Linked DNA regions of Homo sapiens: region 2 is linked to region 1. The links are chromatin loops, found by intact Hi-C in ENCODE. Cell type or tissue: PC-9. All regions are shown on one strand. Each heading gives the region's core, and the rest is flanking DNA. Links, peaks and the distances in the headings are about the cores only. Region 1 has its middle 64 kb from the start of MIR4776-1. Region 2 overlaps LOC102725082 (a long non-coding RNA gene).

What was found. A loop is a pair of places that touch in the nucleus more often than their neighbours do. Peaks named below come from ENCODE experiments on the same cell type or tissue, not always from the same donor. Only the 100,000 strongest peaks of a DNase experiment are listed, where the experiment ranks them.
Region 2: a loop joins it to region 1, with 16 times the contacts of the local background. A loop is called at or near these places in 1 of 110 quality-filtered maps.

What each region holds. Positions count from the first base shown.
Region 1 is chr2:212,860,048-212,865,435 of GRCh38, forward strand. No RefSeq gene overlaps it. Among named protein-coding and RNA genes, the nearest start is that of MIR4776-1, 64 kb to the right of the region's middle. RefSeq lists an enhancer at 3,138-3,432. In PC-9, for the core only: CTCF peaks have their summits at 3,324 (motif pointing right) and 3,523; a DNase peak (open chromatin) is centred at 3,334.
Region 2 is chr2:212,938,314-212,943,701 of GRCh38, forward strand. LOC102725082 (a long non-coding RNA gene) reads right to left here. Exons shown (of 4, transcript XR_007088066.1): 3 at 2,802-5,388. It overlaps LOC107985980 (a long non-coding RNA gene), which reads left to right. Exons shown (of 5, transcript XR_007088067.1): 2 at 2,347-2,432. Among named protein-coding and RNA genes, the nearest start is that of MIR4776-2, 15 kb to the left of the region's middle. In PC-9, for the core only: no CTCF peak of the experiment used is centred there; DNase peaks (open chromatin) are centred at 1,988 and 2,718; H3K27ac peaks cover 1,796 bases.

The DNA.
Region 1 (5,388 bases), core at 331-5,330:
AATAAAAGAGGACACAAACAAACGGAAGAACATTCCATGCTCATGGATAGAAAGAATCAATATCATGAAAATGGCCATACTGCCCAAGGTAATTTATAGATTCAGTGCCATCCCCATCAAGCTACCAATGACTTTCTTCACAGAATTGGAAAAAACTACTTTAAAGTTCATATGGAACCAAAAAAGAGCCCGCATTGCCAAGACAATCCTAAGCCAAAAGAACAAAGCTGGAGGCATCATGCTACCTGACTTCAAACTATACTACAAGGCTACAGTAACCAAAACAGCATGGTACTGGTACCAAAACAGAGATGTAGACCAATGGAACAGAACAGAGGCCCCAGAAATAATACCACAAATCTACAACCATTTGATCTTTGACAAACCTGACAAAAACAAGAAATGGGGAAAGGATTCCCTATTTAATAAATGGTGCTGGGAAAACTGGCTAGCCATATGTAGAAAACTGAAACTGGATCCCTTCCTTATACCTTATACAAAAATTAATTCAAGATGGATTAAAGACTTAAAGTTAGACCTAAAACCATAAAAAGCCTAGAAGAAAACCTAGGCAATACCATTCAGGATGTAGGCATAGGCAAGGACTTCATGACTAAAACACCAAAAGCATGGCAACAAAAGCCAAAATTGACAAATGGAATCTGATTAAACCAAAGAGCTTCTGCACAGCAAAAGAAACTACCATCAGCATGAACAGGCAACCTACAGAATGGGAGAAAATTTTTACAATCTACCCATCTGACAAAGGGCTAATATCCAGAATCTACAAAGAACTCAAACAAATTTACAAGAAAAAATCAACCCCATCAAAAAGTGGGCAAAGGATATGAACAGACACTTCTCAAAAGAAGACATTTATGCAGCCAAAGACACATGAAAAAATGCTCATCATCACTGGCCATCAGAGAAATGCAAATCAAAACCACAATAAGATACCATCTCACACCAGTTAGAATAGCGATCATTAACAAGTCAGGAAACAACAGGTGCTGGAAAGGATGTGGAGAAATAGGAACACTTTTACACTGTTGGTGGGACTGTAAACTAGTTCAACCAATGTGGAAGACAGTGTGGCGATTCCTCAAGGATCTAGAACTAGAAATACCATTTGACCCAGCCACGTCATTACTGGGTATATACCCAAAGGATTATAAATCATGCTGCTATAAAGACACATGCACACATATGTTTATTGCAGCACTATTCACAACAGCAAAGACTTGGAACCAACCCAAATGTCCATCAATGATAGACTGGATTAGGAAAATGTGGCACATATACACCACGGAATACTATGCAGCCATAAAAAAGGATGAGTTTGTGTCCTATGTAGGGACATGGATGAAGCTGGAAACCATCATTCTCAGCAAACTATCACAAGGACAGAAAACCAAACACCGCATGTTCTCACTCATAGGTGGGAATTGAACAATGAGAACACTTGGACACAGGAAGGGTAACATCACACACCGGGGCCTGTCGTGGGGTGGGGAGAGTAGGGAGGGATAGCATTAGGAGATATAGCTAATGTAAATGATGAGTTAATGGGTGCAGCACACCAACATGGCACATGTATACATATATAACAAACCTACACATTTTACACATGTACCCTAGAACTTAAAGTATAGTAAAAGTAAATAATAAATAAAGTTTTTATTCTAATTTATTCATTTGACGTTTTCCAAATTATAAAACCAATATCTAACTGTGGTAACAAGATAAACAATATAAAGAGGGTTTATAAAATTATTTTTATCTTTTCTCACTTAATTTCCTCTCCTACACACACATACACACCCTATACACGCACTCACCCATATACACCTGTGCATATACAGCCACATATACACACAGAAGGCTTTGGTTTCCTTTAAATAAAACATCAAAATGGCATCATATTCTCTTACCCTGGGTGTCCTTTTATTCAGTTAACAATATATTATGGCCACCCAAAAATATGTAGGAATTAACTAAACTCTGTTTTTTCTAATAAATAATATGTGAACACAAAATAACATATCCTCATATGCACACATATAATATTATATATAAATAGAACTATATTGTATTATTTTAAAAGGTAGTCATTTTCTTTATTCTTCACTCCACTGTCCTCTTATCCTTCTGTCAACCTGTACACTGCCGTATCCTCTAATCTGCATCTGCTCTGGCAAAACCAAGATAAGTAGTTAATAATTCAGGTGGATGTTTTATATCATTAATGCTCTAATCATTTAGTTATATATTAAGAGTGATGGAACAGGCCCTGGGGTGCCTGTAAAGAACAATCTTAAATACTGGAGTTGAAAATACAGGGCATTTACTTGTTTGTGGTGTTGTTTAAAAGAAAATTCAAACCTATTATAATGTAATGTGACTTGACACCTTGTTTTTGTCTCTGATCATGGAAAACTCTGAGTAAACTGTAACCGTTCTAATTCATTTCTCTTGGTGGCTGCATGATATTCCAAGGTGTGAAGTTTTGGTTTGAGAACTTTACTATTTTGAATAATGCTGTTTTAAACATTCTTCTACATCTACCCTTTCATATTTATGGGTGAGTTTCCTATGGGTTATATTACTAGATCAAAGGGAATTTTAAATTTTCATAGATTTTCCCAGATTGTTATTTCAAAGAGGTTATAGCAACACTTTCACTATCAATGCATAGAAGAATACTTTTCTGCAAATCTCTATGAAAAATGGCTAATACATTTTTAAATGTTCCAGTTGGCTGTGTATAAAATCATATAATTGTCATTTTAATTTTAATTTCCCTGTTTACTTGGAAGTCTAGGAACCTTTTCATATGTTAACAGGTCACTGGCACTTGCCCTTTTGTAAAAACTCTAGTCATATATTTTGCTCATATTTCCACCTAGTTATTTATATATTTTCCACTTTTATTACTTTTTAAGAATTCTTTTTCTATTATGGCTCAATTTTCCCAAATCTATCACTTGACTTTTACTTTATGTTGAATTCTTGCTCAGAGAGCTCATATAGTGCTCATTAGGGTCATTCACTGGTTCCTTGTTTTATCTATTTGGAGAGGTCATAGTTCCTCCTTGTTTGCTGTTGTTTCTTGTGGGTGTACATTTATGTATTTGCATTGAATGATTAGTTACTGATTCCAGTCTTTTCTGTCTGGCTTGTTTTGTTTTATAATTGGACACATTTTGTTAGAGTCTTTGTAATTTACCTGATGAATTCCTTTTCTTTTTTCCCCACTAGGTTGCTGCCTCTTTTTTGGCACTAGATGGCGCCTGAAAGCCAGCTTTGCCTGTGCTCTAGCAAACAGAACGCTGCCTGACCTGAATCGGGTGGGTCCCAAACAGATAGTATCCTGGCTGTGTGGGAAGACTGGTTCATGCGCAGAGGACCTGTGTAAAGTACTTCCTACAGGGTGATGCTGCTGAACAACCACTCTGCTTTGGCGTCTCCTTTGGCTGAGCTACAGAGCAGAGTTTCCCTGGCTGAGGATGGTAGTCCCATCTCCACATTTTGTCTCTGCCTATCCTAAGGAATATTTTTCCTTTCAGGCACTAGGAAAGCTTTGCTGTGTTGAAGCAGGGACAGATATCCTGCCAGGGAACCCAAGATGATGGGGAAACTGGCCATCTGCCATGACCTCACTTTTTCTAGTGTAGAAACCATGAGTTAGAGGCAGACTTCCCATGTGCTTGGTGCCAAGCTGACTGATGGGAGGGGCATCACAGGTATGGAAGTCCAATTCCCTTATCATTTGCTCAACGTTTTTTCACTTACTTGTGGCCCTGGAAACTGTCTCATCTTTATATTTGAATTCTGGGATAATGCTGGTGATAATCTCAGTGCTGTTTATTTGGTTTTGGTTTTTCTGTTGTGGGTGGGGGTGCGTAGTGAAGCCAGATTGATTCTGTGCTGCCATTTTGAAAACAAAAACTGACTTTAAGCTATTTGCTGTACATTTTAAGTGCTTATATTAGCCAAATCAACTACAAAAAAGTTTACTCAAGTAATTGAATAACAGTTTCCAAAAAAGAATTTTTTAAAAAAATCTTACCAACAAGATATTTGGATGTGAAATTCTAAGATAGTTCCTTGGCTTAGAGGGAACATCATGGATTCATCCCCTTTCCATTCATCCTTTTGCTCTTTCATCTAAGTGTTTTAGCTTTTTATCCTAAGCCTAAATATTGACTGTTAGACATAAGATAGCTTCTAAGATACAAACATGGTGTTTTCACATGGTTGTGTTCAAAGGTAGAAAGCAGAGGTACTGGGGCAGTGAGAAAGCTCTCTCTTTCTCTTATTTTATTTTATTTTATTTTATATTTTATTTTATTTTATTTTATTTTATTTATTTTATTTTATTTATTTTATTTTATTTTATTTTATTTTATTTATTTTATCTTATTTTTGAGTCAGAGTCTCTCTCTGCTATGCAGCCTAGAGTATAGTGGTACAATCTCAGCTCACTGCAACCTCTACCTCCTGGGTTCGAGAAATTCTTGTGCGCCTCAGCCTCCAGAGTAGCTGGGATTACATAGGTGTGTGTGCCCTCACATACGGCTATTTTTTTTTTTTTTTTTTTGAGACGGAGTCACACTCTCTCACCCAGGCTGAAGTGCAGTGGCATGATCTCGGCTCACTGCAACCTCCTCCTCCCAGGTTCCAGTGATTCTCCTGCCTCAGTCTCCTTAGTAGCTGGGACTACAGGCGTGTGCCACCACATCGGGCTATTTTTTTTTTGAATTTTTAGTAGAGACAGGGTTTCACCGTGTTGGCTAGGCTGGTCTCAAACTCCTGGCCTGAAATGATCTGCCCACCTTGGCCTCCCAAAGTGCTGGAATTACAGATGTAAGCCACCACACCCTGCCCAAGAAAGTTCTCCTTACAAAAGAAGGGAATAGCCCTTGGATGAGCCATGTGTTTTCCACAGCCAAATACATACTTTTCTTCATAGCTTCTAGATTTCTTACATTATTTAAAAGGGTTTCTTCTACCTATAGATAGTACATTTAATCTCCCAATTTTTCGTTGTCTTATGTTTTATATTTAGGTCTCTGTTCTATCTAAAATTTATTTCTTATATCATTTGGATAAAAAAATTCAAAGAAATTTAATTTTGTTTTCCTTCAGGAGTAAAGCCAGTTTTGTCTGCACTCTTTATTAAATAAACCGGCTTTCCTCACTGAAGAAAAATACCAGCATTGTCATCTATTTAATGTTTGTGTATTCTGGAGGATTTTGAGTCCTCCCTTCTCCTGGCCTGATTTTATATCATGGGCTAATTCATTATTTATTTTATTTACTTTAAAATATTTTTATTTTCATGTAAGTCAAATGTTTTCCCACCATTCTTCACTCTTTCTTGGCTGT
Region 2 (5,388 bases), core at 284-5,283, 78 kb after region 1:
ATTTAGAATATGAACGCAGATTCAGCACTGCTGAAGTAAACAGGTTGCCAGTTAATTCTGATAACTTGACTTTTTGATGAGTAAAATCTCACCTTCTGTGGAAATGGAGTTTGCGTGCATGTGTGCAGTTAACTGGAAAGATTGTAGGAAGCAAACGAGCCTATTTTAAGAATGTTCTCTAAAACTTCAAGGGAAGTCGAAGTTTGATTTTCACTCCCTACCACCTCAAAAATAAAACCAAAAATAAGGCAGGGCCATGTGGCAGGTAAGGTGCCAAGGTGTGCAGGGGAGGGGACAGCCCAATAGTCACTGGCTCATAAACAGTGGTGAGTGAAGCTGATGGGGTACCAGCAGAGCAATCTCTTCAGAAGCAGGCAGTTGAGGCTCGATCCTACAAATGGGCCCTAAGCCAAAGACTATGGGTTTTCACAAATTTGTCTCTTACCTTAGAAACCATGAGACCAAGTGAGACCAAAAACAAACATCAAAAAAACAAAAACAAAAAGCCCCCACAATTCTCTGAGGCTTATTTTGGAGAGAAGCTCTAGCCAGCTGCCGCAAACTTCTCTTTGTTACTGTTTACATATGGCGGACGGATGTAGATGCACTGGGCTGAATGTGGAAGGCATAGTGAAAGGTGGCAACCCCGTGGAAAAAAGCATCTCTGATGTTCATGTACTTACCAAAATTAAGGTAATGAGATGTTAGATGGCCATTTCTGAAGCCTGCTACCTTGACGGGATGTGGGGAAAGTATCTGGATTGGGGGACAAAGCATCACAAACTCTGAGTCACCAGTTTCCCTTTATTTAGCAATTAGAGGGTTATTTAGGGAACTCTGGATGTGAGCCTCAGGACTGTGCATTGAGCCACGTGCAATAGCAGTAAGTCCTGACCCATATCCACTTGGCCTGGAATTGGTGAGTAAGACCCTTAGAAAAGCAGTACTCGCTGATAGTTTTCCAAAGAGTACCAAAAGCTAGAAACTCCTGTCTGGATGAATAAGGCAAGGCTGTACTGATGCCCTTGTGTGGAAAGGCTTGTTCGTTTTTGTTTTTTTGATGTTTGTTTTTGGTCTCATTTGGTCTCATGGTTTCTAAGGTGAGAGACAAGTTTGTGAAAACCCATAGTCTTTGGCTTAGGGCTCATTTGTAGGATCGAGCCTCATCTGCCTGCTTCTGAAGAGATTGCTCTGCTGGTACCCCAGCAGCTTCACTCACCACCGTTTATGAGCCAGTGACTATTGGGCTGTCCCCTCCCCTGCACACCCTGGCACCTTACCTGGCACATGGCCCTGCCTTATTTTTGGTTTTATTTTTGAAGTGGTAGGGAGGGAAAATCATTACATTAATTTCTCTGTCTCCACTCAGCTGCTCCCAACAGACCATTCTTACCTTTGCAGCAGTGACCAGCGTTCTCCATCTCTTACTTTCATGTCTACCTAGCTGGTGAGGCTTTTAAAAATTGTGCATGAGAGGAACATGCATCATTCCAGTGACGTCTCTCTTCCCTCCCCCCGCCCCCGATATTAAAGCTGCTCAATTTAGACCCTGAATTAGTAGTTTGTAAACTATATTGATTCACAGACCCCTTTTAAATTCTAATAAAAGATGTGCATACATCCTCCTCCCCTAGACAGGAGATTGTGTGTATGCAAATACTTATACACCAAGTGCAACATATATTTGCATAAGTTCACGAATTCCCCCAAAGTTCATTTACAGAGGACCATGTAAAAAAAAAAAAGCCCTCACCTTAAAGGATTATTTCACCCTGTTTTGGGGTTGCCAAGAGCTTTAAAAAGAGAGAAGGAGTGCAGTGATGCATGTGCTTTTTTAAAAAAGACAGCTTGGTTCTTTCTATGAGTTGTTGAACAGTTGAAAAGCAAATAAACGTCAGTGGATCTGAATCCCAACATTGTTTAATGACAACCCTGCCATATTTGCCAACTTGCTGCTTAACAACAATCCTGTTGACACTGTGTAAAAAGCTTTCCAGGTCCTCCCAGGTAAATAACCCACTCCTACCGGTCACCTGGCCGCCCAGCTGAGCTCTTTCATGAATACACACAGAATTCATGAAGATGAGTCATTCTTCTGCCAAATGTACCTTGATGTATTATAGCTTTTACTTCTTCATGCTATCATTTCATACACTAATCTCACAAAGACGATTGTAAGAAGAAAGTCAATTTAAGTAGAAATCTATGACTGAAATGATATAAAGAATAAAATGTCCCTATTTGTGAAAATTGTAAACGCCTAACTTTTCTGAATCATTTGGGTTTGCATTTCTCTAGTATGTGTAGCATATTTGATAAATGAAAAAAGATTTTTTTTTTTGGTAGGAGGAGGGATTTATTTCATTTGCTCCTGAAGTTAAATCTCATGAAATCATGTGAAATTCAGTGATGTGTTACTGGGAACAAAAAGGGTAAGTTGTTTTATTTCATTAAAAATTATAACAAAATCATAGATTCATCATAAGCAAATGGGAGAAGTGGTAGGTTTCCTTAGGAAGAAAAAGAATGGAGCAGAACTTTTGATGAAGAAAAAGAATTGTGGGGTAGAAGGTAGATAAACAGCATTGTGCTGTTGCTGGCTGGCTCTAATGGTAATTTGATCGCTCTCAGAGCAGCAGCCTGGCAAGAAGCCTAAAGGAGCACAGAACTAACCCATGGAAGAAGGGGGTGGGGAATGGAATTTGTTGGATTCGCTAATTAGGCCCTTTCCTAACAGCCAAGAAGGAAATGGATTACCTGTGGCTGTGACTAAGAGACTTATGGCCAACAAGCCAAGTTACCTGCATGAGGTTCTGCCAAGAAGTATTAGACTAACTCCAGCTTTCACAGTGGTTTTACTCAAGTTTGGAAAACAGGCAGGAATATCTGGAAAAAGTCAGGTGACAGTTTTAACTTTGAACAGCAAATGAAGTTAACAAAAAGATTTCCCAAAGTCAAAAGTGATTTAAACTGCTAGAATAAATCTTAAATGCCAGAATTCAGATTGGAGGCAGAAAGATCAGCAAAGACAGGGCTCTGCTATGTGAGAGGAGCCTGAATTGAAATTGCAGTATAATGAAATTTTAGAGGACAGAGGCATATTAGATATTTCATTTTCCCCTCACTCTTGCATCTTGCATATGAGGAAACTCGGGTTCACAGAGCTTCTATGTCACTATATGACTTACCTAGGATCCTATACTTGATGTCAAACCTAATAGGTTATGGAGTCCCTGAGGACTAGTTCGGGGACACTGAAAATAGAGAAATGGATGCAAGAGGTACTGCAATGAAAAACCAATGCTGATTAAGAACAACTGAAGAAGCTGCAACTTAGTGGAAAAGACACCAAATTGTAAGCAGGTATTGGCATGATTGACAACTAATTTTAGTGCTTTATTCCCCATGGAAGGCTCTTTTTAGCTTTTTCTTGGGTTAGGAACTTTTTTTAAAAAGTACATTCTAATCACCCTTTCTATAGCCATGTCTGCAGAAAACCAAAAACAATAGACACAGTGAAGTGGTTTTTACCACTACAAATTGTCAAGAAAATGACATAATCTATACTGTTCTTCTTATTGAAACAGAAAGTCCTTAGAAATGTTATTATATTATTTGTACATCTCTAGAATGATTTAAGATAGGGACTTCTAATTACTTCTAGTTATAAATTGAGAACGAATTTTAAGTGGAATCTAATCATTATTAGATTCTAATATTCTCATAAACTTTATCTAAGGAGCTGAAGGTCTAGAAACCTGCAGTAAAAAGAAAGGGGCACCTTGGCTGTATTGTTAATATATATAAATCTTAACTCTTATAGAACACTTTCCAAAGTTTTTTAATATCACACAAAAGTAGGGGAAAGACTTCTGGGAAGTTTTCTGCTGTTTAATAAGGAACTTTGTGTATTGGAATGTCATTAATATTATTGAATCAAGAAAAATGGATCTGTGGTCTGTATATTTAAAGTTCATTTAAATTGTTAAATGATTATCTCAGATGTCACTATCTTGGAAATTGTAGAAATAAGACACCTTCAATATAACTATTATTTTGGTGTTTTGTGCTCATAGATACAGAAAGAGTGATTTAAGAAGCACTATAAAAATATATGGATATTTCCAGGCCAGGCCTGGTGGCTCATGCCTATAATTCCATCACTTTGGGAGGCTGAGGCAGGCAGATCATGAGGTCAGGAGTTCGAGACCAGCCTGGCCAACATGGTGAAACCCTGTCTCTACTAAAAATACAAAAATTAGCCAGGCATGGTGGTGGGTACCTGTAATCCCAGCTACTCAGGAGGCTGAGGCAGGAGGATCGCTTGAACCTGGGAGGCAAAGGTTGCAGTGAGCTGAGATCATGCCACTGCATTCCAGCCTGGGCGACAAGAGCAAGACTGTCTCAAAAAAAAAAAAAAAAAGATATTGCCAAGGAAAAGCTAAAAAGAAGCATAAAATTAGCTCTAAATCATGCTAATAGGTGATCTCAATTTGGCATCTTTTTTGCTAATTAGTAATTTATTCAATTGTTGTTTATCTACAATTAGTTTTTCATAGTCTTGGATTAAAACACAATGTCCACTGACATAACGTAAAGCCATGGTAAAATTTACCAGAGCCCCTGATTTAAGCACTCTATTAAACGAATCCAAAGATATTAAATGAAAGAAGTGGACTTTATCCTTTTTATTTTCATAATTTTCATTTTATGAGATAAATTATTTTAATTTTACATGACCATTTAGGTATTTCAATAATGAGAATAAACCATTTGAAAATAAGTCAGTGGTAGTAGTATATAAAAGCATTTGACATAAAGGAGAAAATGTCTAACATATTTTGAACATCTCTTCAAAAGGATATGATAAATATTAAGTATTATAACAACATAATTTGTTTTGCTGTTAATCACCAAAGCCCATAGGATAAAACCTCATCTAAAGGCTGTCTTCAAAAGAGACAGAAAGTACAGAAATATCAGTGGATATTTATGAACTATAAACTCAAAACTGTAAAAGTGTATTTCAGAAAAGAAGCACAGCATAGTACATCACTTATATTTTAGATATTCATAATTTGAATATTCCATAGCCATAGCATTTGAAATAGAAAGCATCGAAGAAGTGGTTGACAGTGGCTATTTAAGAACTAGGTCTTATTTCTTAAGCATGAAATGGCAACAGCAATGACGGAGCAAGTGTTGAATTCATTCTGCCAGGATTTGGGAATAAACTGATGAAGTTCCAAGCAGAGTGACTCTGCATATCACTCCCATCTCCAGGAAGCTGCCACAGCAAGGGCTCTCAGTTATGTTTCCAGTCGAATTATCAGAAAGTAAATGTGAAATCAGAGCATGAACTTACCCTTCAGAGAACTTCCATATTAC